Linked DNA regions of Mus musculus: regions 2 and 3 are each linked to region 1. A link is a loop called in an ENCODE intact Hi-C map of the cell type or tissue named here. Cell type or tissue: gastrocnemius. All regions are shown on one strand. Region 1 overlaps Nptn (neuroplastin). Region 2 has its middle 4.0 kb from the start of Nptn. Region 3 overlaps Cd276 (CD276 antigen).

The links. A loop is a pair of places that touch in the nucleus more often than their neighbours do. Peaks named below come from ENCODE experiments on the same cell type or tissue, not always from the same donor. Only the 100,000 strongest peaks of a DNase experiment are listed, where the experiment ranks them.
Region 2: a loop joins it to region 1, with 10 times the contacts of the local background. A loop is called at or near these places in 22 of 42 quality-filtered maps.
Region 3: a loop joins it to region 1, with 6 times the contacts of the local background. A loop is called at or near these places in 29 of 42 quality-filtered maps.

Annotation. Positions count from the first base shown.
Region 1 is chr9:58,647,559-58,655,558 of GRCm38, reverse strand. Nptn (neuroplastin) reads right to left here. Exons shown (of 9, transcript NM_001357751.1): 7 at 5,041-5,050; 8 at 4,227-4,301; 9 at 2,680-3,700. The coding sequence ends at 4,241. Rec114 (REC114 meiotic recombination protein) reads left to right here. Exons shown (of 6, transcript NM_028598.1): 6 at 2,453-2,703. The coding sequence ends at 2,617. Among named protein-coding and RNA genes, the nearest start is that of Nptn, 69 kb to the right of the region's middle. In gastrocnemius, a CTCF peak has its summit at 3,345 (motif pointing right); DNase peaks (open chromatin) are centred at 3,360 and 6,714; H3K27ac peaks cover 828 bases.
Region 2 is chr9:58,574,212-58,582,211 of GRCm38, reverse strand. No RefSeq gene overlaps it. Among named protein-coding and RNA genes, the nearest start is that of Nptn, 4.0 kb to the left of the region's middle. In gastrocnemius, CTCF peaks have their summits at 1,245 and 1,450 (motif pointing left); a DNase peak (open chromatin) is centred at 3,353; H3K4me3 peaks cover 920 bases; H3K27ac peaks cover 1,292 bases.
Region 3 is chr9:58,535,799-58,543,798 of GRCm38, reverse strand. It overlaps Cd276 (CD276 antigen), which reads left to right. Exons shown (of 8, transcript NM_133983.4): 2 at 2,859-3,132; 3 at 6,192-6,530. The coding sequence starts at 3,054. Among named protein-coding and RNA genes, the nearest start is that of Gm51678, 13 kb to the right of the region's middle. In gastrocnemius, CTCF peaks have their summits at 3,755 (motif pointing left) and 7,843 (motif pointing right); DNase peaks (open chromatin) are centred at 1,647, 3,756 and 7,839; H3K4me3 peaks cover 404 bases; H3K27ac peaks cover 2,223 bases.

The sequences.
Region 1 (8,000 bases):
TAAGCGCCAAAACTAAGTGGACCCAACAGAGCTGGAACTCACTGATTCCATGGGTGGTAAATCACACATCTTCCAAGCTGTCAAGCACAGACAGATTTCAGTGTAAACTAACATTTAAATGCTGTTAACTTATGAATTGGTTTTCAGGGTTGGTGGTGTAGGCACATACAAACCCTTAGGTTCTATATGCCTGTAATTCCAATACTCAAGTCGAGGCAGGAGGACAGAGTTCAAGATCATCCTTGGCAATAAGGGGTTTGAAACCACCCTGTGCTACTTGGGACCCTCACAGAACTGACAATCAGTCTTAGTGCCAGGACTGTAGGTATACCACACTTTTTTTTTTTTTTGACTTGGGCTCTGGTGATCAGACTTGGGTCGTTTGCTCGCCCATCAGGCACTGAGCTAATCTCCCCAGCTCCTAATGTGGTTTTAAGATGCTGCAGATTACCAAAAGCTGTATGAATTATGAATGCCCAACAAGCATACAAAATGATGCTCAGTATTATTTCTGATTAGGGAAATGTAAGTTAAAACTGCAACAAGACAGTGTATTAGGATAGCTAAAATAAAAAAAAAAAAAATTCACAGAACCAGTAAGATGGCTCAGTGGGTAAAAGGACTTGCCAGGCAAGCCTGATAACCCAAGTTCAGTCCTGGGAGCCCTAAAATCCCAGCACTCCTATGGCAAGATGGGAAGCAGAGATAAAGAACGTTGCTTGATTCAATGGCCAAAAACAATGAGATTCTGTCTCACCAGAGTGGCAGGAAAGACCTGACTGCTAAAAGTCATGCTTTGACCTCTGTATGTACATTGCGGTTTGTGTGCTCCTGCATTTCCACAATAAGAAGAGAAGCTGCACTGGCAAGTGCTGCACCTGTGAGTACAAATGGCATGGTCCTAGCAGGTGGTTACACATTAGATATACTTACTGTGTAATATTAACCCAGCCACTCCTAGGCGTTTGGCTACTTTAAAATGAAACTCTAAATTTAAGGAGGCACAGTTGTAACACAGGCCTGAAACCCTGAAAATTAGGAGGTGAACTGAGGCGGGTGATAAGTCAGAGAAAACTGTCTAGGCTAAATAATGAGATCCCATCTCAAAATAACCAAACTTGGACATTTATAACAAAAAGCGAAACAACCAAGGCCAATTGAAGGAGAATGCATTAATTGTAGTACATCTGCACAATAGAATATTTAATTTCAAAAAGAGGAATGAATTATAGGAACACTTAGTAATAATCCACATGAAGTGAAAGAAGCCAGAAGTACAGATGCTTCTCAACTCAATGTGGCTAAATCTGTATCAAATCATTCTAAGATGAAATATATTAAAAATGTTTTAAACCACCTACCTCTGGAACATTATAGCTTAGCAACATAACCGTGGAGTATAGACTTTGACCTTCAAGCCTGTGATAGGAGGCCAGAGGTTACCATGCAGCCAGCATCACCAGAGTAGAGCTCTCATGTTGCTCTCCAAGGAAAAGCCAATTTCTACTAATACATAATACTTTTATTTCACTGTCAAGTCAAAAAAAAAAAAAAATCAAAGGACTGACTCCTTAAAAAGGGACTGTACACTATGATTTATTGTAGAACATGACATTTTTGAAAAGGCAAAGTGAAGACTGAAGAAGAGAGTCATAGCTATCCAGTCCAGCCTTAAGAGTATGACAAGACTACAATCAACAACATGAGAGTTTTAGGACATCCTATATTCTTGACTATGGAAAAGTTTGCATGTCTCTGTCAAATTACTCAGATCACCACCATCAAACAAAACAAATGACTTTTGTCCTTCAGATGGCCAATTACAAAGACCAGCTCCTGCCACCCTAACCCTGTTTCTTTAGTTATGCTAAGGATCAAACCCTGCACTTCAGTCACACTAAGCAAGCATTCTGCCACTAAGCTACACCCCCAGGTAGTCAACCCATTTCTTCCATTCAGAATCCAGCTTCACATGAGGAATGCTATTACAATAATATTGTTATCCAGATCTCAACTTCAGATACATCAATGTTTCCTTAAAGATCCAAGTTTATCTCACTTTCTATGTATGTCCAGAAAATGTAGAGCTGGGCCCAGTGAGTAGTATCTGTCTATAATCCAGACATTTGGGATGCAGAAACAGGACCGTGGATTTGAGATTAACCTGTGTTTTTGGTTTGGGTGTTTTTGGTTTTTTTTAATTGGGGTTCAGGGCAGTGACAGAATGAGGAAGGGAGAAGGAAGGAGGGGAAGAATATAGCACTCAAGAGTGGGATAGAGGAAGGAAAGAAATTGTAGGCACAGAATTGTAAACGTGAAACCTAAGTATAGAAAAGGATTTTTCTAAAGACAGTAACATTTTATGTTGTTCTAAATTTTAAGGCAATGTTTTCTGTGTTAAATTATCTGGGATCAGGCAGTCAACCCCTCTGGTCTTTTGGCACCCCTGCAGTCTATCCTGGCGCCAGAGAAGCTGACCCTCGCCTATGAAGGCTCTTCATGGGGAACAGAAGAATTGGGACCTTTTCTACGCTTATGTCTCATGGATCAAAACTTCCCAGCATTTGTGGAAGAGGTGGAAAAGGAACTTAAAAAGATTACAGGGTTGAGAAACTAAAGCCCTGCACATGTATGCAACTAAGGAACTGAAGGTATTTGAATAAAGAGTATTATTCCAAGCACCTTTTATCAATGTTTTATTGTTAAAAACAGGTGAATCCACTTTTTTTGTACACCATTGCACTTCAATAATTACACAGAACACAAGTACATGCATCTACAGTTAGTACCGCATGAGAACCCAGTCAGGTTATAAAATCTATCATCAGTCATGAAATCAATGTGAAAATACAGTGTCAAACCAAAAGGTGTAACTAGAGTTGCATAGAATATCACCATGCTATTAACATTTCAGGGTCATTGAAAACAAATGGGAAATTATAAAAGTTGCCTTGATTGAATATACAAGAATAAGGTTTGACACATCAGTGCAAAAGATTTCAGAATTTACATGATTTGACAAGAGGAAAAATAGTCACTTAAAAAGCAATCAATCATACATATATACTGCAATTCATTCTAGCCGTTCAGTGGACTGTTCCAGGTTCCTAAAGTTATACGGTAAGCCCTTAGAATGCCAGACTTAAGTCTATACACTCTCATCAGTTTGTACCAGAACTGCAGCTTCCTCATCTGACGACAAATAATAAGGAATGAGTATCAGCAGCTTAAAATGAAACAAGCGTTGACTTTATTTTGGATTTCTCCCACCCCCAAAAATATAAATATATATATATATTTATATACTGTATATATCTGTAGGTTTTGCTGTACTTTACAAAATGATCACTAGATGGCAGCAGTGCGTTTAGAGCTTTGCCAATTTAACAGCTGCATAAGTAAAAAATGGCGCATGCATGATCTGATCCTCAGAGGACCTTTTCATTTCTATTTAAATATTTTTAACAAAGGGAGGGAAAGCAACATTCACAGCACATCAAGCCCAAAATAGTTTACACCTTCTACACTGAAGCATTGTTTAAAATGTACCTGGCTAGGTCACCCTTATAGGAGAGGCTAAATAAGGCATGCTTTAGACGGTCATTGTGGTGTTGCTCACTTGAAAGGGAGAGAGACCAAAGAGGTCCAAGCAGAAAACTTAGCAGGTCATGTTGCCATCGTTTTTCAGGAACCTAAAGAGCTGTAAAGAGAAGGATATCTGGAAATTAAAAGAATATACACTGTCACTCCATCACAACTATGTCAGTGCCACATCAGACACAGCTTTGGTTCAAACAGCATGCTCAGGGATGTGGTATGAAACTCTGATCTCCATGTGCCTCTAAGCATTCTGGCCCTGTTCCCTTATGGCCACATTTCTATCTTGCCTTCAGCAGAGATCACACAAAGTACTAACAGGCTTTTGGGTATAATCTGCCTAAGAAGTTAACTATTTTTTTTAACTCCTTCTAAAAAATATGTAAGTAGACTGCAATACAAGGAATTTAATATGAAATGAACCTAGTATAGTAAATATGTGGGTCAACAAAGCTGAAAGGCATTCCTTTCCATCCACTGCAGTGAACAGAAAGAACTTGTTAGTATCAGCTAGTCTGAAATTATAAAGTCTTCATGTAACACCAACTACTGAAGAATTTGTAGCAAGGTGAGCAGAAGCACAGTTCATTTGAATAGAACTTTTAAGTCTCCAAAGAAGGCATACTTACATTAAAAGCAGTACTTAATTTGTGTTTCTCTGGCGCAAGTTTTTATCTTTGTGATTGTTGGTAGAGTTGGTTTTCCTTTGGAGGAAAAAGTGGACTGTGTGAGGTCAACTAGTCACATTATTTGAAAAGGGTAACACATGGAAACAGACTCTTCACTTCTTCCATCCCTGGTGTAGCAGCAAACTCTACTCCTAAGAATGTATAACAATATTCTGCCTCCTGCTTTCAATTAATAGGTTCTTCGGACTCCCAAGGCAAACAACACACACACCTTAGATGTCTAAGCTATTAATTACTTAGAAAAGTGAGAGAGACTTACTCCTTTGAACACTAATTTCTTAACTGATAAAAGTAACCAGCAACTAGCCATGCTGAGCCCTCTGGCTTTTAACTTGTCAGCTACCAACTAGCTACCAACTACCCCTTCTCTTGCTTCCTATAATCTCCAACTCTAGGAACCCTGGCAACTTCATTCCACTCTTGGACATCAGCATTGTTAATGGAACTAGACCACTTAATTCTACAGTCCAGTTTGAAGCTAACTTATACTGCTTACTCCGATATTATTAGATTAAGCATGTCAAATACATACAATTTCAATTTCTTTTGCATACTATTTACTTCTAAGGCTAAAAACAAGATCTGGCCTAGAGATCAAAAGTCAGAATTATTTCAGGCTTTAAAAGTGTACATTGCAACTTTAATTGTAAGGGAATTGTCTTCTCATACAATCTTTAGTATTTCTTTTGACTAAACTGCAAACACAACACAATTCAATCAGAAACTGTAAAGTTGTGTCCAATGAAGTACTCACATTGGCCCAGCTGGTTCATCATCTATGAGGTGTCCAGTTTTTAATAATCCATGAGACATAAGAAGAAAGGAGAAAACCATTAGACTCTGCCTAAGAATGAACAGGACAGTAAACTCCAAGTGTCAAACATGGCTATTCATAGCATTTATTAAAGGCCATTCCATCTGAAGGTGCAAAACACTCATGAAGTTATTTCTAAATTCAGTTTTAATGGTGGATATGCTGTTTCAATGGTTTTAGTTAACACTCTGAATGCTCATCATGAAAAACTGCAACTGTAGCGGACAGATAGGCTGCAATATCATTGTACTCATCTTGTCCCCAAGTTCCAGTGGTTCACTCTTAAATAGATGAGAAGACAAACCAACATTTCAGTTGTAAAATCCTGCTGTTTGTTTTCTTGTGGAGAACGTATGCAGTTCTTCCATGTAAATGGATGTGTACATTCTATACATTTAACCACACATCCTCACTTCCCCAGAGGGCACTGTTTTTCCTGTTGTTTTATAATCTTTATGAGGTCATTAATCTGAAGAATGAGCCTGAGAAGAAGAAGCCATAATAGTTCAACCTAATCCTTGGCTACCCATGCTCAACTGGGCCAGCAAGATACCTATGAGAAGCAGAGATGTTCTGTGACATCACAGGGAGAGGTGAACAGGAACAAAGTCTAAAAAAAGACGCCACACAAAAAGATGGGCTCACTATTGTGCCCTGGCCAAAACAAGAGCCATGACATAGTTTAATTAAAAAAAAAGTTTTTGCTATTTGTGTTTAGAAGCTTTATTTATACTTAATAATTCTGACAACTTGGTCTCTTAGTAAATATGCATACATTGAGAAAATGTTCTTAAAAATCAAAAAAAAGTCATTTAAAAAAATCCACAAGGGGAGGAAACAAGCACCCTTTGTTTTTAGTGTATAAAAGTTGGTGAACTAAAAGATTTTATAACAGTTTGGTTTCACTGACGGCATCTAGAAAAACTCTCAGCAGGATTCCACAAGGGGGCTTGGTGCACATGAAGCAGTTATGGAGATTACAATCTTGGTGTACGCATCTGCAGGAGCACATGTCAGGAGTAATGTCTGTCAGGGAGACATTGCTCCACCTGTTCCTTTCAGGCAACGGAGAGGCAAAGCCACCGCCAGCACACAGTGACTGGAGCAAAACAGGATTTAAAAAACAAAAACAAAAACAACAAAAAAAAAAAACTAACCACAAACCAATGACTCATCAGCAAAACAATATGCTAGCCACATACCAGTGTCCCCAGGAGTCCACTACTAAAACAGGTACAGAGAACAAACTAGGACTCAGGACACCCAAGACAACTGCTTGCTGTGTATGCAGTGGAAAGATACAAGGACATATCAGGTACTAAGACACACAAGCCCATCCTGAACCCTCCCCTCATCACAGCCTACTGCTCAGCACCCAGGGCAGGCAAATCAGATAACATGCTACAAGCTAAGCACCCTGGGAATTTAAAGGAGAAGACATAGGAACAAACTGGTAAATTTTAGTGTGCATCACAAAATACAAAATTCTAAAGCAAGACTCCCAACTTTAAAAAGCAGGAGGGGAGAATCACAAAAGCAAGGTCAGTCTCTCCCCGCACTGCACCACAGGCCTTTCTTTCTCTTGGCGTGGAGGTGCACCCTGGTGTCTAGAAATACCACTTTCCAAGCCAACAAGCTGGCCACATGCAATGGTTGGCATGTGAGTATGTGAGCAACAGTGTTTCTGGTGTAGCTGCCATGCCTGAAAGTGGGAGCCGCTGTGACTCAACTCAACTGGGTCTAAATCCCAGGAACCCCCTATGATTCCCAAATCCACTTGGACAGCACAAAGAGGACGCCCACCCCCTCCTCTCCTGCACTGAGCCACGATCTGCAGCATCACTCTCCCATACAGGCCAGACAAAAGAACAACTTGACCTCAACAGGAAGGTCAGGAGAGAAGAACAGAGCTACAGAGAAAGGCACAAAATAAAGTAAATGAGGACTAAACAGCAAACTAAAAATCCAAATTAGTTGTGAAAGTGAATGAAGTAAACTTGAAGAGAGTGTTAACATTATGAACTGTGCATTGTATAGACTGAAGCGGAGATTAAACAAACTCCAAAAGCATGCATATCACTCACTTACCACCATGTTTTAAGGGTTTGATGCAATTGAAGGGGGAAAAAAAAGAAGTCACAGTAACCGACAAATATCAACATACCCCAAACCCTCAGGCCAAAGCCGCCTTAAACAAAGACTGTTCTCTCCACCTGGGGATTCCTCACAGCCACTGGCTAGATGAGAGGAAGAGGACTGAGGGGAGAATGAAACAAGATGCTTCTGGAATCCATCTGATGAGTGTGAAGTTCCTGGTGGATTGGTACACACACTGATTTGCCTGAATGCTCTGTCCTCAGTGAAAATGTGGCTGCCCTCAGTGTCCCCGACCCTGACACACATCTCATTATATAGGGAGGGCTCTCTGAGATACCTAGTAATTTACTTACTGCACCCACTATACAACATTAAAGCGATGGCTTTAGATTTAAAGCAGCCAAGAGCCAATCCTGGTCAACGCCCCTGTGCTACTGCAATCTCCTCACTGAGCAGCTTTTGTGGTAGTGGGATGGAGTAATAGGATCTTATGTCCCAGGCTGGCCTAACTCTCTCCATAGCTGAGGGTGACCTTGAACTTATAGTCCTGCCTCCACCTCATAGGTGCTAGGATTCCAGGCATATACAGTCATGGGTGTTTCTAGGTTGCTGCGGATAAAAGTTAGGAACTATGCGTGCCAGGCAAGCCCTCTACCAAGTAAGCTACCTCCTCTCAGCCTCACCCCCTCACCCCCCTCTCACCCCCCTCACCCCTCTCTCACTGGCCTAAGATGGCATCTCTTGAGTCAACCTCCCAAGTGCTCAACTTACATTTTGCCTGATCTCAAACCCAAGAGAAATGT
Region 2 (8,000 bases), 73 kb after region 1:
CTCGCGAGAAGAGGCCCTCTTCCCCCCCCTCCCCAAGTCCCCGCCCCTGCAGAGGCTGATTGGCCAAGCACAAGGGCGGTCACGTGCGAAGGGCGCTTTTGGCCACGTGACGGGGCGAGGCGGGGACTCCACCCGCTCCTTCTCCCACGGGGGAAGACGGCGGAGTACAGTTCTCACTTCTATGGGATCCTAGCGCTCAGAAATTAGAGGAAGCATTGAGAAAACAATGCTCCCCCCACCCATCCTGCCTTTCATGCGTTACTGCTCGAAGCTTCAGAAATGGATACCCTAGACCCTGCTTTTGAGCTTCCTATTAGTACCCCTTATCAAAACCCTGCTTTTCCTTCTGGACTTTGACCAGAGACCCCTAGAGGTATCTGGCCACAACCTCTCTGCCTCGTGGATTTTTTTTTCCCTTCCAGGCAGTGTTAACGATCGCTGTGCTTCCTTGCACGGACATCTGTTCCCTCAGCCTTCAAGTGTCCTCCTTTTCCTCCCTACCTGTGCCCTCCCCACCCCTCTTTGGCCTTATTTTAGCTTCACAAGCTCTGAGGGCCTGAAGAGCTAGCCTGTGCAGGGCTACAGATCCAATTCTACAAGGAAGTCACAGTGTGTCCAGTAATAGGCAGAACCTTTGGTAGAGGAAACCCGTAAGAAAATAGTTTCCACTCAGTTCACTGTTCAGCCTGGTGTATCAGAGATGACCCACAGGAAAGGGGCAATCAAAAAGGAGTTTAGCCATGTTGCATAGAAAGTTGAGAAATGCCTTCTTTTGCGGTGAGAGAGTACTGGGGAGATGTCATAGTCCTTAAAAATGCTTGATACACAAACGTGAAGACCTGAGTTTCCCCAGCATAAAACAGAAAAGGATGGCCACCAGAGCCAACGCTGTAATCTGAGTCTGGAGAAGAGAAGAGCTCTCTGGTTTGCTAACTAGTCTGCCTAGCCGATCGATGAGGTCTAGGCTCAGTGAGGGACCCTACCTCAAAAACTGAGTATTCTCCAAAAAAAAAAAAAAAAGAAAGAAAGAAAGAAAGAAAAAGAATAGTTAAGGGAGATACCCGAAGGCAACTTCTGGCCTCCCAGTGCGGGCACACAGGCTCTCGAACACAAACACAGATTTGGGGGAGTTGGCTTGTTTGTTTTCCCTGAACCACCCTCAGCACTTGTGGTTAGCAAAGGAGTGTTTTCTGTGGCTTAGCTCATCTATGAGTCACAACAGACATCCTCGGGTGTCTCTGTGGCTTACAAGTGAGAAAGGGTAAACTGGCCTGCTGACCTGACTATATTCAAAGGGTTAGAGAATCTGGAGTAAAGAGGAGGCAGAGGGGGGCTGGTGAGATGGCTTCAGTGGGTAAGAGCACCCGACTGCTCTTCCGAAGGTCTGGAGTTCAAATCCCAGCAACCACATGGTGGCTCACAACCATCCATAACGAGATCTGGCGCCCTCTTCTGGAGTGTTTGAAGACAGCTACAGTGTACTTACATATAATAAATAAATAAATCTTAAAAAAAAAAAAAAAAAAAAAAAAAAGGAGGAGGCAGAGGCAGTTGGATTTCTGAGTTCGAGGCCAACCTGGTCTACAAAGTGAGTTCCAGGACAGCCAGGGCTAAACAGAGAAACCCTGTCTCAAAAAACCGAAAAAAAAAAAAAAAGAAAGAAAGAAAGGAAGGAAGAAAGAAAGAAACCATCACAAACTCTCCAGAACTCTCCAGCTTTCCCAGGAACTAGACAACTATCTGCTATCTGCTATAGACTGTGCTTTGCAGCAAGGGCTGGGGCTCTATCTCTGGGGTATGTTCACAGAAGAAAAGCTGTGTCCTAACAAACCTACGTATTTACACTCGCAACGAGAAATCCTTATAAAAGTATCATTCACAGATGGGGAAACTGAGGCTAAGAGATGGCAGGTTTTGCTCAGGATCTCCAAGCATAACTGTGGATGGCAGACAGTCGGGTTCTCTTGCTTCTAGGCTTATTTTAGAAGCACATCTCCTTGCCCTCTTTAAGTTGAGAGTGGCCTGTGGCTGTCTCAGCCAATGAAATTTGAGAAGTGGCACGCATCATTTTCCAAGTGAAGCATTCATTCATTTCCAGGGTTTCAGACTCTTTGGTCTTGGTAATAGTGAGTAATGGCTATGATAGTGAAAATACATGTCAACAGGAAAGGGATGACCACTTGGATCCTCGAGTTAGCACAATAAGCTGAACCCTCTTGTCACCCACACAGAACTGATAATATTGCTATTGAGACTCAAGGATGTCTGCTCTTTTCTACTTTTAGAAATTTTTATTTTATGTGTATGAATGTGTTCCTTGCATGTATGTTTGTGTTCTGTGTGTGTTGTAATGCCTGTAAAGTCTACAAGGGGATGTTGGAACCCCTGGAACTGGAGTTATCAATGGTTGTGAGCATCTATGTGGGTGCTGAGACTGAACTTGGGTCCACTGCAAGAGCAGTAAATGTTCTCAATAACTGAGCTGCCTCTTCAGCCCTCCGGGGTTGTTCTTATAGCACAATCTGAACTAGTCTGGATAAGAAATTATAAAATCCAAATCCACCCCCGCCCGCATCGCTAGTATCTATGCATCTTCGCCCCAGTGACCTAATAATTTCTCTTGACAAATTATCTGTCAAATAGGGACAATGATCATTGCAGCTTTGAAAGACTGTAAGAAGAAAAAGTGCATAAGTTTATGTGCAATATTTTGAACAATTTCTGTTGTGTTACACGCACTTCAATGTTGATCATGACACTACTACAGCTCAGACTCCAGCCTACATTTTCTCTCCCTAATGTTACAATATCATGATTGCAAAAGCTGACTCAGGAGCAATCTTTTACCTATGGGTGGTACCATTCAAAGCACTAAATTATAAAGAACCCTTTTTACCTAGGGAAAACATCAGCAGGTCCCCACATGACATAAGAGTACTATTAGTTTCTTCCTGCTGTTAAGACACACAACTAAAATCTCCTATTGATGTGGGAACCTCTTTAAAGGAATTTAGAAATCGAGGGTTGGGGGTTATTGTTGTTTTACGGCTTACCAGACATAGTAGCTTATATGTACACCAATACTTAGGAGGCTGAGGCAGGAGAGTCACTACAAGTTCCAGGTCAGGCTAGGATATATAGATCCAGACCATCAGCCTATGCTACAGAGAACAAAGTCCTGTCTTAAAACCAAACTGATTATTATTTACATACACTAAGAAAACTCCGAATGCAGATGTGTCCAAGGATTGTTAAGCTCCTTGTGATGCACCAGAAGAGCCCTAGGGGTCCTCAGAGCTCAGGCTGAAACACTTTCCTGGCCTCCAGCGAATCCCTTGGAGGTCTTCTTTCCAGTGTTGGTAGCACCCCCTGGTGGTAAGGCCTGTAATTCCCAAATGGAAAGTCCTCCCTTGGTTTGGTTTGATGTATTCAATTGGCCCTTGGAAGATTGGTCAAAACGACAGAGTTGTAGGATTCCTAGAGATGCTCTTGAACTTCCTAATGGTTTCCTGTCTTCATCCTACAAAGATCTCTGCACCTTTAAGCTCCTTCAGTAATATATATTGCCCCACTCATCTTGACTGCCGTCATTTGAATCTGAGCAAAGCAATATCCTTGGGCAAACTCCACACTCAGGGTCGGCTAAGGTTAGAATAATGTTTGTTCCCTGGACAGTAGCATGGGATGCTTCTCGTTTTTTAGAGAGAACTTTGGGTACCGTATCCACTTTGATGACTGACTAATATAGGGATGAGGATGAAGCAGACCAGCCTAACAGCCGGTTTATGCTCTCTATGACTGGAGTTGGATCTTAGGGGCTAATCCTTGCCCAGATTTGGAAATAATTGAATAAAAGTCATGAATATGCCTATAGAAATTATAGCATCCCTCTTATAAAGTTTATATTGGATAACCTCCAGTAGTCGGCTAGCCAGACTAGCTTGGGAACAAATTGCTCCTAAATGCTGCGTGTACGCACAGACACAGGGAACAGCAGTGAGTGAACACGCTGTTTCCCAGTACTACTGGGAAATGTAGGATGGGGGGGGGGGCAAGACTAGACATTCACATGCCCTCTCTAAGTGGCAGGTCTCAAACTTGCTTAATTCCTTCCCACAATGGCTCACCCGAAACCTCACTCTTGAGCCCTCAAGGGAGAGGCGCGAGTAAAGAGAAGCTGAGAAAGTTACAATAATGAAATGGTTCTCTGTGGCTACACATTAGAACCAACTGGGAAGCATGAATAAAACGCAGCACTAAAAGAGAGATGCTCACCACCCAGCCTCTGGAGGTTTCAATTCCATCGTCTGGGGTGGGGCCCAGTTTATGTAGATACATAGCAATCTCTAATGTGCTGTTGAGTAAATGCTCTGCATTTCCAGCTTTGATGAACCTTAGAACAACCAGAGAACTATGAAACAATTCCAATCCTGGGGCAGGGGCAATAGCTGAGCGGGTAAGAGTGCTTGCTGCACAAACATAAGGATCTGAGTTCAAATCCCCCACATCCACATAAAATGCCAGATGTTGTATGCATGTGTGCCTGTAACCTTGTGGGTGACAGAGACAGGAGGATCTCTAGGACTTTCTTGCTGCCATCCTTGCTCTAGTTTCAATTCAAGGCTCTGACTCAGGAGACTAAGACTGAGAGTGATCGAATAGGACATCAATATCCTCCCCTAGCTTTTGCACATGCACACTACATGCAAATATACCATGTATACACATAAATGAATAAATAAATAATAAAATATTATCTATGTCTTTTTTAAAAGTTTCCATCTCTAGACCTTATCAATTAAATCAGAATCTTGGAGGGAAGTGTAATGTTAAATCTCTCCAGTTGTGGCTGGAGAAATGGCTCGGTAGTTAAGAGCTTTGGCTGCTCTTGCAGAAGATTTGGATTCTGTTCCCAGCACCCACATGGTGCCTCAAAGCCATCTGTGTTTCAAGTTCTTTTTTGTTTTTGTTTTTGTTTTTGTTTTTCGAGACAGGGTTTCTCTGTGTAGCCCTGGCTGTCCTGGAACTCACTCTGTAGACCAGGCTGGCCTCGAACTCAGAAATCCGCCTGCCTCTGCCTCCCGAGTGTTGGGATTAAAGGCGTGCGCCACCACTGCCCAGTATAAATAGCTGTTTTTTAAAGACTCTAATTGATTCCAATTCATAGTCAAAATTGAAAATAGATGTTCATATGGATTTGTGTTATCTTTCAAATATTTTATGCAGTGCTAAAATATTTATGTCAGGGCTTGACACATGCTAGGAAAATGTCCTATCAATGAGCAGTAGCTCCAGCCCCAGCCCCAGTCCCAGACCCTGTTGCTTGAAACTTCTATAGAATTACATGGAGAACAGTTCAAAGATGGATTGTTGGGCCTTGCTTCCTGAGCCTGGGAATAGGACCTGAGCATGCACAACAAGTTTCTCAGGGTCGTTGATACTGCTGGGATTGCAGATTTAAGCCATCATGCCTGATGTGTGCCACTGAGAACCAAATCTCAGGCATTGAGTGGGATCACAATACTTTTTAGCAAGAGTAAGTTGGTGCACATGTTTTTCTTTAGATACCTTTTCTGTTATGGATGTGTAGTAACAATTTTGTCATTTTAGTTTCTATTTAAAATCACAGAAATGGTCTGGTGAGATGGCTCAGTGGGTAAGAGCACCCGACTGCTCTTCTGAAGGTCAGGAGTTCAAATCCCAGCAACCACATGGTGGCTCACAACCATCCGTAATGAGATCTGACTCCCTCTTCCGGAGTGTCTGAGGACGGCTACAGTGTACTTATAATAAATAAATAAATAAATAAATAAATAAATAAATAAACTTTAAAAAAACCACTTGGAAAAAAATTAAAGCCACAGAAATATTATAAGAATATGTTTTAATTTTAATTCCAGGTGTGGGATATAGGGCTGTTTCAGATTGTCCACAGCAGCTATGATTTGCCTCATGCTCTAACAGAGGTGTGATTTTTGCCAGCAGTAGATAGTTTCTGAGATTGTGTGATGTTTGGAATTCTGGGAACTTTTCAGAGGGTATATAAATGCTAGGGCCCTGAGAGAAAGTATGGGTTGTTGGTTGCATTTGTTAAGTAGTCATGCATAAAGAGGAAAGAAGAAGAAAAAGAAGAAGAAGAGGAGGAGGAGGGGAAGGGGAAGAACGGGAAGGAGGGAAGGGGAAGAAGGGGAAAGGGAAGGGGAAGAAGGGGAAGAAGAAGAAGAAGGAGAAGGAGAAGGAGAAGGAGAAGGAGAAGGAGAAGGAGGAGAAATTAGATATCCTGATGGTGAAGATCGAACCTACCTCAAGCAACTTGATGCCCCTACTCAGAAGGAAGTCGTATAATAATAACATCATCCCCTTTACTTTCTATCCTTTTTCTTCTCCTCTCTAGTGTTAGAGTGTTGAAAAGGTGAAAAAAAGTGAATATAGGCTGAAGGGTGGGAGAAAGAAGAACTCACAAAGTAGTAAAGACCAGCTACAGGGATGGGTACCTGAGCCTTAGTTTGTATTTGCCTTGAAATAGCCTTATTTCTTTGCCATTTTTAAAGATAGCTTTACTGGGTATAACAATCTCAGTTGGTACAGATTTACTTTCAGGGTTTTAAACATATTGTTCCATGCTTTCTTAGCTTTTTGGTTGCCAATAAGAGAAATAATATTGCTCTAATATGCCAGTCTTTGTATAGGAATTGACTTTTTTCCTTATGGCTTTTAATACTTTTGCCATGAATGTTTGATATTTTGATTATAAGAAGTCATGGAGGCTGGTGAGATGGCTCAGTGGGTAAGAGCACCCGACTGCTCTTCCGAAGGTCTGAAGTTCAAATCCCAGCAACCACATGGTGGCTCACAACCACCCAAAATGAGATCTGATGCCCTCTTCTGGTGTGTTTGAAGACAGCTACAGTGTACTTACATTAAATAGATAGATAGATAGATAGATAGATAGATAGATAGATAGATAGATAGATAAATAGATAGATAAAAAAATAAATAAAATTTAAAAAAAAAAGAAGTCATGGAGCCGGGCAGTGGTGGCACACACCTTTAATCCCAGCACTTGGGAGGCAGGGGCAGGCGGATTTCTGAGTTGGAGGCCAGCATGGTCTACAAAGTGAGTTCCAGGACAGCCAGGGCTACACAGAGAAACCCTGTCTTGAAAAACCAAAAAAAAAAAAAAAAAGAAGAAGAAGTCATGGAGTGGTTCTTCTCTGGTTATGTATATGGAACCCTAAATTCTTCTTGTGTTTAGGTGTCTATTCTCTAGATTTTGAAGGTTTTCATTGTTTGGTTGTTTTTCGCTATGATTTCATGAAAAGGATTCACTATACCATGGGAATTTTGTTTTTCTTTCTCTCAGCTCTTCCTTCTATCTCATGGATTATTAAGTTTGGTCTCTTGGTTGTGTTACAGAGTTCTTGGGTGTTGTAGTCGTGTCTTTCTCTGTGTAGCCCTGGCTGTCCTGGAACTCACTCTGTAGGCCAGGCTGGCCTCGAACTCAGAAATCCACCTGCCTCTGCCTCCCAAGTGCTGGGATTAAAGGCGTGCGCCACCACTGCCCAGCCGTCATGTCCATTTTTTTAGTTTTGTTTTGTTTCATTTCAATTCTCTTGAGACAACCTCTTATGAAGTCCAGGCTGAGCTAGAACTCACTTCATAGCTGAGGATACTTCAAACTCCCCATCTTCCTGTATCCAATCTCTAATTGGCATTATAGACCAGTGACTATAGCATTCTTCGTTATTGATGTTTGAATGTGGTATTTCTCTGACCTTGTCTTCCAGCCCTGGTCTTTTCCACTCAGGTAGCTAGTGTTCTGACTGAAGGTATCGCCTGAGTGTGTTGGGAGTGGGGTGGAATGCAATGGCCACACTGCAATCTCTATAACAGTGGACCTTCCTCCATGCTTTCAAAACCCCCCGACCGTCAATCACCTGCTAGATCCATGCAGCTGTGGATATCAGGTAGCCCATTGCAGCTTCTGAATTTTCAGGTTC
Region 3 (8,000 bases), 110 kb after region 1:
GCTGAGCCTCAATTGTCGTCCACCTTGTTTTTTTATTTAGTTGCTTCTGTTTTGAGACTGGCTCTCTCACTAGCCCACAGCTCACTAAGCAGGCTGGGTTGGTTTGCCAGTAAACCTAAGGATCTGTCTTTGTTCACCTCCCCAGTCCTGGAGCGAGTACCACCATGCCTGGTAGTCCCTGAGTTCTGATGATCACATTCAGTTCCTTCTGCTTTCGAGCCTTGGTCTTTCATACGCTGCCATATCAAGGAGATGTGCTTGAGAGGCAGCAGATGGGGCTAAGATGAATCTCACATTGCCCAGCCTTACGTGGAGAGCTGCTCCAGGTCCTCAGGACACACTCGGAGGCTATGATGGCTCTCAGATGCCACACAGCAGCCCTCGTGGAATCTTAAAGTGCACCTTAGTGAAAGGCATGTCTGCCTTCTGTATTGGGTCTGCTATTTGAGAACATGCAGACACATTAGTCACCTTTGTGCCCACGGCCTCTGCTACAGGTATTCCATGCATTATTAAAGGGATTGTCCAACGCACAGGCGAATCTACATATATATATAAGGGTTCCTTCAGTTGTACACGACAGAAACTTAGCTGGTCCTGGATTAAGGGGGAAAAGATTGGCCCATCTAGGTCTGCATTGGGTGATGTCTTAAGAGTGTCCTTGGGTCCTAAATCTTCTGGGATTGGTTGAATCTGCATGCAGTAGCTTCAAAAGTGAGAATGGCTGTCTCTTACCTACAGTGTCTCTACAAGAGGCCAAAGCACTCTGTAGTCTTTCGTGGGGGTGGGGGTGGGGGCTCCCTGGAGTGTCTAGGCTGGATTACAATGATGGGCTTCCTGAGTCCAGAATGAAGGAGAAGAATCAAAGGGAACAAGGCTAGTGTCCACTCTGGACGCCTCTCCTGGGCCTTCTGGAGTGAGGAACAGCTATGCTCTGGGAAACTCAACTCTGCCTGACCAGGAGAGGGACTCTTTGATCCCACATATTCAACAGACATTCACAAGTGATTCTAGGTAGGGGTAAAGCCCAGTAGCAGGAAATAGCTTGCAGCATGAGAAGGCATCCTAGGAAAAGCCTTCAGTGACAAGTAGAGATATGTAGGTCTTCTCTTGTAACTATTGTGGAGCCATGGGAGATTCCTAAGCAGGGGAGGACATGAGCTGATTCCTGTCTTAGGTCTCAAGAGAAGGCACCTGAGAGAATTGAGTTTGGTAGGGGTGATATGTGGGACTTACAGGATCAGTAAAGGGGTCCCTGGTGGCCCTAGATGGCAGGCTTAGGCAGCCAAGTGAGGGGGTCCAAAAATCGCTGACAGACTCCGGATTTGTTTTTGTTTTGAGACGGCATCTCTTGTGACCCAGGATGGCCTTGCCCTCACTCACTACATAGCTAAGAATGGCCCTGAACTCCTGATCGTCCCGCTTCTGTCTGGGAATGCCCAGCTTACCGGCATGTACCACCACACCTGGTTTAAGAGGGGCTCAGAGGTTGAACCAGGAGCTGTGTACTTGCTGGGACAGCACTCCGCCAGCTGGGCCACATCCCAGCTCCCTGGTTTTGCTTCTGTTTAGAAGTAAACAAGGACAGAAGCCTTAGAAGCTGGCAGCTCTGTAGGCTTTAGCTTCCCGTGGCACGTAGCCAGCAGTACAGGCAGCTGCCTGCTAGGTTTTCCTGCAGGCTGACGGTGCCCTTGTCAGGCAGGAAGTGGTGTCCCCAAGGGTGCCACTATGAATTGGGGCTGCTGACTCAGCACCTAGACAGCCAGGCTTTGAGGCCACCAGACTTTGGACTGGAAGCATCTGGAAAGGAAGTGGCTGCCCAGGGCTTCCCCCGCAGTGAACCGTGGACAGCCAGGGAAGTGGGTGGCTGGCCAGGATGCAGGGTTTGGCTGAGGGACTCCCTCTGTGCAGCTGCCTGACATGGGGGGGGGGTCGAGAAAGTGTGTGATAGGGATGGAAGGGTTGTCCCTGTGTACCTGAGGCTAGACCACATGCTTGGCTGTAGGCAGCATTTGCTCCATCAGAGGTAAAAAGGAGTTCGGAAGGATTGGGCTCTTTCAGCTCCTGTGTTTGGGTTTGTTTATGTATTTGTTATGTATTGTTATGTATTTGTTTGGTTCTCCTGCTAAATGTGACCAAGGCCTACGGTCTATCTCTGGAGGTGGTCATGGATACAAAATGTTCATATTCTTGCTAATTACTGTTAGGTGGGACGGGTGGACATGGGTCACATGGCTTGAGCAGGCAACAGCAAGAGACACAAGAAGTGCCTGCAGCCTGCCTGAGTCAGGCACCTGCAAGCTAAACCCAGGGGAGTCTGGGACCACCCTGGGCTAGGCTTGGTCTGTTGTAAGCGATCCAACTCTTGCTGAGGCCTGACGCTGACCCCAGCCCTGCCCCTGGTCTCTTTCTTCTCTGCTGGGCCTTGGTTGTTTGGTACATGTGTATTAAACTAGCAGATGTCTCTCCCAGACTCCACATCCTTACATTTCTGCTACTCCTAGCTAGGGCTCTGTCCTGGGGTTTCTGCACACATGCTCCTAACCTAACATGCCTTGGACAAAAGGCTCCACATTTCCTGCCCCAATAACCAGGTCTCAGAACCAAGTGTCTTGACAGTTGCCTTCCCGTGTCCTATGCTCTCAGATACTGTCACTGTGATCTCTTCCTGCCTTATCACTCGGCTGGCCCCTTTCATCTACCCTGCACATGCTATCGAAGTAGCCCTGACAATGTGGTTTCTTTATTCCAGAACCCTCAGTGGCTCCTGGCTACCTTTAGTAGTTGAGTAGACGTTTCAAGTTGAACCCTAAGTCTGTCTAAAGTCTACCCCTTTACTGTCCCATTTCTCCCATCAGCCAAAGTGACCTGGTACAGCCTGGACCCCAAGCTCATCGGCTTTGTCTGGCTGGCCGCCTGGCCTCTTCCCACTTGGATTTGGATGATCCTGAGGCCTTTGGAGGAACTTCGAGACAAAGGCCCCTCTTCCTCTTCCACGGGCAGGAGCAGCCATTCGCCACGGAGAGCCCAGCTGTCAGCTGTCTCACAGGAAGATGCTTCGAGGATGGGGTGGCCCCAGTGTGGGTGTGTGTGTGCGCACAGCACTGGGGGTGCTGTGCCTCTGCCTCACAGGTGAGGGGAAGGGTCATGATCATGATGGTATGTGGGGATGTCCACTCCTCCCTGGGCTCCAGCCAGGCTGTCTCTGTCTTGAAGAAGCATATTGATTTCCATCTCTGGGCTCCACAGGCCACCAACCTCCTTTACCTTAGCCTCTGCTTCTTCATCTGTAAAATGGGACAGTATGCTATGATAATGCAAGTTCCTGAACACACTGTGTGAACTCTGCTCAGGACCATTGCCGAAAACTTTCTGTCCTCAGACACAGGCATGACTCCATTCTTTATTTTGTTGCAAACCTTTGCTCAGATGACAGGTCATCAGCATGCTTTCTTGACTACTTTGTATAAAACAACATAGCACTCTTCCTCCCTCCCTAAATCATCCCTGCCCCGAGCGCTTTATTACATTCTTCCTATAATTTACCTCCACTGGACATATGGTTCCTTTGCTTATTGCCTGTTGTCACCTCGCTCATAAGGCAAGGTCTAACCTCAGGGACTGAATGGATGATTGCTATGTTCACAGTGCTCTGTCCCCATGCTGAATAAATTCCCACCTAGTGCTTGGCTAAGTAAATGCCCTGTTTAGGTAGTCATCCACCTTATGGAGAAAACAAAGCCAAGTGTCTGGCGCCATCTAGTGGTCATCAGAGACAACACCATCTCTATCCGTGGGTGTTCAGACTTCTTTTTGTGTGAGTGTGTTTGCTTGGTTGAGACAGGGTCTCACTATGTGTACCTGGCTGTCCTTGAACTCATTATCTAGACAGGCAGGCCTCAAACTCACACAGAGATCTACCTGTCTCTGCCTCCCAAGTGTTGGGATAAAAGGTGTGTGTCACCACACTTGGCCTGGTTCTAACTTCTTTAGAAAGAATTTTGGGTGACTAAGCTCCATGTCCTAGATGTCCCCTACAAGGGGACACGTAGATCTAGTTGGCAAAGATGAAAACTGGCCTGAGTTTTCATGGAATCACTGAAAGATATCAAGGGCCAGCTTCAACCTCTAGACATCACATACTAAGAAAGAGTGTGTGTAGAATTCATAGTAAAAGACTAATCACAAAACAAATACAAATTTTCTAAGCCTTATATGGGTGCTGTATTCAGCTGGCTTCATTTGAAGCTTGTTTGTGCTGGAAAGTTTATAGGATAGAAGGCACGGGGGCCAATAGCGGAGCCTGTTTCTTTCTCTCTCTCTCTCTCCCTTCCTTTCTCCCTCCCTCCCTCCCTCCCTCCCTCCCTCCCTCCCTCCCTCCCTCCCTCCCCCCTCTCTTTCTTTCTTTCTTTCTTTCTTTCTTTCTTTCTTTCTTTCTTTCTTTCTTTCTTTCTTTCTTTCTTTCTTTTTTTTTTGTTTTTTGTTTTTTTGAGTCAGGGTTTCTCTGTATAACCCTGGCTGTCCTGAAACTCACTCTGTAGACCAGGCTGGCCTCGAACTCAGAAATCCACCTGCCTCTGTCTCCCAAGTGCTGGGATTAAAGGCGTGCGCCACCACTGCCCGGCACCATTTTCTTATAACTTATAAAAGAAAGCATTTCCTTTGGGGGCTTGCTTAACAATGTCAGAGGGTGAGTCCATGACCCTCTCCATTATGGTGGAGAATATGACAGCAGGCAGGCCCGCATAGCACTGGAGCAGTAGCTGAGAGATTCCATCCGATCCACAAGCACAAAGCAGAGAGGAGAGCACAGGCTTTTGAAACCTCAAAGCCCATGCTAGTTACAGATCTCCTCTAACAAGGCCACACCTCCTAATCCTTCCCAAACAGTTCCAACAGCATTCAAACATATGCACGCGAAGGGGGGGGGGGCACATTCTCATTTAAATCACCACACATTCCTTCCTTCTCACCCTTCATCAACCAGCAAATATTGATAATTCTCTGGGCTGCATCTTAGATCTGGCTGGTTTGCTCAATCCCTGTGGCTGCTCTTCACTGCAGGGCCTAGAACTTGCTATGTTGACCAGGCTGGCTTCAAATTTATGGAGATCTTCCTGCCTCTGCCTCCTGAGTGCTTAGCCTTTCGCTGACTTGTGCTCATAGCCTCATGTGTCCTTTCTACAGCTGTGTCGCCATCACTTCTTTTGAGGACCTCTGAGCTGGTCTCCCGACTACCCACCCCCTCACTCTTCCACGATAGAGTCTCCCTTTATAGACGAGCCGGGGTGAGCTTCAGGCTTTGCTACCCAGATCACATCTAATAATTAGTGCCCTCCGTAATGACATCCTCTCGAAGGTGGGAGACCCCAGGTTTCTTCCAGCATCTCTCAGAGCCCCGTCTGGCTGGCCTCCAGTGGGCTTTTCCATGTGCTCTTTCTGATCTGCACCTCAGGGCCTTTGTACCTGCTGGTCCCTCTTCCTGGGACACACTTACATGTGTTTCATAGAGCTCCTGCCTCACACCTTATTTAAAGACATGGGTATTCTTTCTTGCATAGAAGTTAAGTATGTTTATTCATGAAGAGAAGAGAAGGAAAGGCACTCATGAAGTTCTCTCACCCAAGGGAGTTCACTGAGAACAGTGGGTGTTTAGTTCTGCAGGCACCCTTCCTATACAGATAGTATTTGTAGGAAAATGCAAGGGACCTGGCAGGTGGAAAGAAGCTGCCAGGCTTGAAAGCTGCCTCTTCTTTGGTTCTTTCTTTTTCTTTGACTTTTATAAGTACTTCCTCTTTCTTCTCCACCCACAGCTTCCCTTTTTTTTTTTTTTTTTTTTTTTTTTAGAATAGAGCGGATCCAAAGCTGGGTGATGCTCTAACACCAAGCCCTCCCCCTCCCCCACATTGTCTAATCACAAGCTGATGAACATCTGTGTCCATCACAAACTGCCTGCCTTCCATTCCGACATAAACGAGCTCCAGGGTATGACCTGGGTCTTGGTCCTTGTTGCATTTCTAATTCATGTTGGCAAATAGCTGCCTGCAGTGAGGAACATAGATAGGAACTTACTCTGAGCCTCTGACCTGAAAGGAAGCGTGTGCAGAGCCTAGAGGTAGCTGGAAAAGGAGAGAGACCCTGAGGAAACCTCATCTTTCCTAACTGCCCTACCCCTTCCAACTCACCCCCAGGAGCTGTGGAAGTCCAGGTCTCTGAAGACCCCGTGGTGGCCCTGGTGGACACGGATGCCACCCTACGCTGCTCCTTTTCCCCAGAGCCTGGCTTCAGTCTGGCACAGCTCAACCTCATCTGGCAGCTGACAGACACCAAACAGCTGGTGCACAGCTTCACGGAGGGCCGGGACCAAGGCAGTGCCTACTCCAACCGCACAGCGCTCTTCCCTGACCTGTTGGTGCAAGGCAATGCGTCCTTGAGGCTGCAGCGCGTCCGAGTAACCGACGAGGGCAGCTACACCTGCTTTGTGAGCATCCAGGACTTTGACAGCGCTGCTGTTAGCCTGCAGGTGGCCGGTGAGCGTGGAGAGGGGTACCCTCTGCTTCCACTCTTTATCCTTCTGCATGTGGCCTCTCACACGCTGCTGTACCACAGATGAGCCTGCGCTAACAGCCTGTGCGCCTTCCACTATCTCCTGCACTGATGCTGTTGGTGATGATCCCTGTCCTCTGCCACCCTCCAGCCTTCTACTCAAAGCCCAGCATGACTCGGGAGCCCAACAACCTGGGGACAAGGTGACATCATATGTACCAGCTCCCGGGGCTGCCCAGAGGCTGCGGCAGGGCTCAGCAGCCTGGCCTTGTGACGGAATCTTAGGTGGCCAAGGAGCAAGGCTTGTTTGATGTGCACAGCATGCTTAGGGTGGTCCAGAATGCTAATGGCACCTTCAGATGCCTGGGACTCAACTTGGTGTTACAGTAGGATCATCACAATCCACAGAAGCCCCACGGGCTTTTAGTTTTTGGTTTTAAGTGGCACCTTAAAGGGGAGTAACTTAAAGGGGAGTAATTTAAAGGGTTATAGCGTTTATCAGTCACACTTGAAGTTAAAGGAAGTTAGTTCCTTATCTCCAGTCTCCCAACAAGTGAGATGCTTGATTGTGATAGGATGGTGGGGGAGGGCTCTCCAGGTAGCGAGGAGCCACTGATCGAAGGCCTTCTTGACTCCCCAGACTCCAAGGCCGTAGAGACCTCCTGGAAGGATGGAGCTGCATCTGGGTCAGCAGGTCACGCACAGGAGAGGGAAAGGAGTTCTGCGGGGAAGGGGTTTGCTCTTGCGGGACTCTCGATGATCCTATCACCCCAAGTCTGGATCCCAGAGATGGCTCTTGTCAGTCAAGAGCAGCCTGCTATGAAAAATCAGATATGAGACTCAATCTGTCTCGAGAGAATGAGAGGGAAGAAGTCCTGGGTTTTGATGGAGGAAGAGGCTGTGGAACGGCTGCAGAGGTCCTATTCCTCCTTAATGCTTGGTCTCTGTGATTCTGACTCAGGAGGCATGGAGGTCCAGGTCTGAAGACCCTGGGGTATCCCTGATGGGCAGTGACACCACCCTATGCTGCTCTCCCCCTCTAACCCCACCCCACCCCCACCCTCGAGCCTGGCTTCAGCCTGGCCCATTTTAATCTCATCTGGCAACTCAGACACCAAATAGTTGGTGTGCAGCTTCCCTGGGGGCTGGGTCCAGGGCAGGCCTATCCCAGCAGCACAGCATTCTTCCCCGCTGGCACAGGGCAGTGTGTTCTTGAGGGTTCCGTGCATGGATGTAGCTGATGAGGGCAGCTTCCCCTGCTTTGTGGGCATCCGGAACTTTCGCAATGCTGCTGCCAGCCTGCAGGTGGCAGCTGAGTCACAGGCGGGAGCATTCCCCACTCCTTGTCCCCTGCATGCAGCCCGTCCCCTGTCCCACTGCTCATACCACCATCAAAGAAAGCCCCAGAGCTGGCTCCTGACCCTCAGCCTCTTGTGTCCTTCCTCCATTGGATT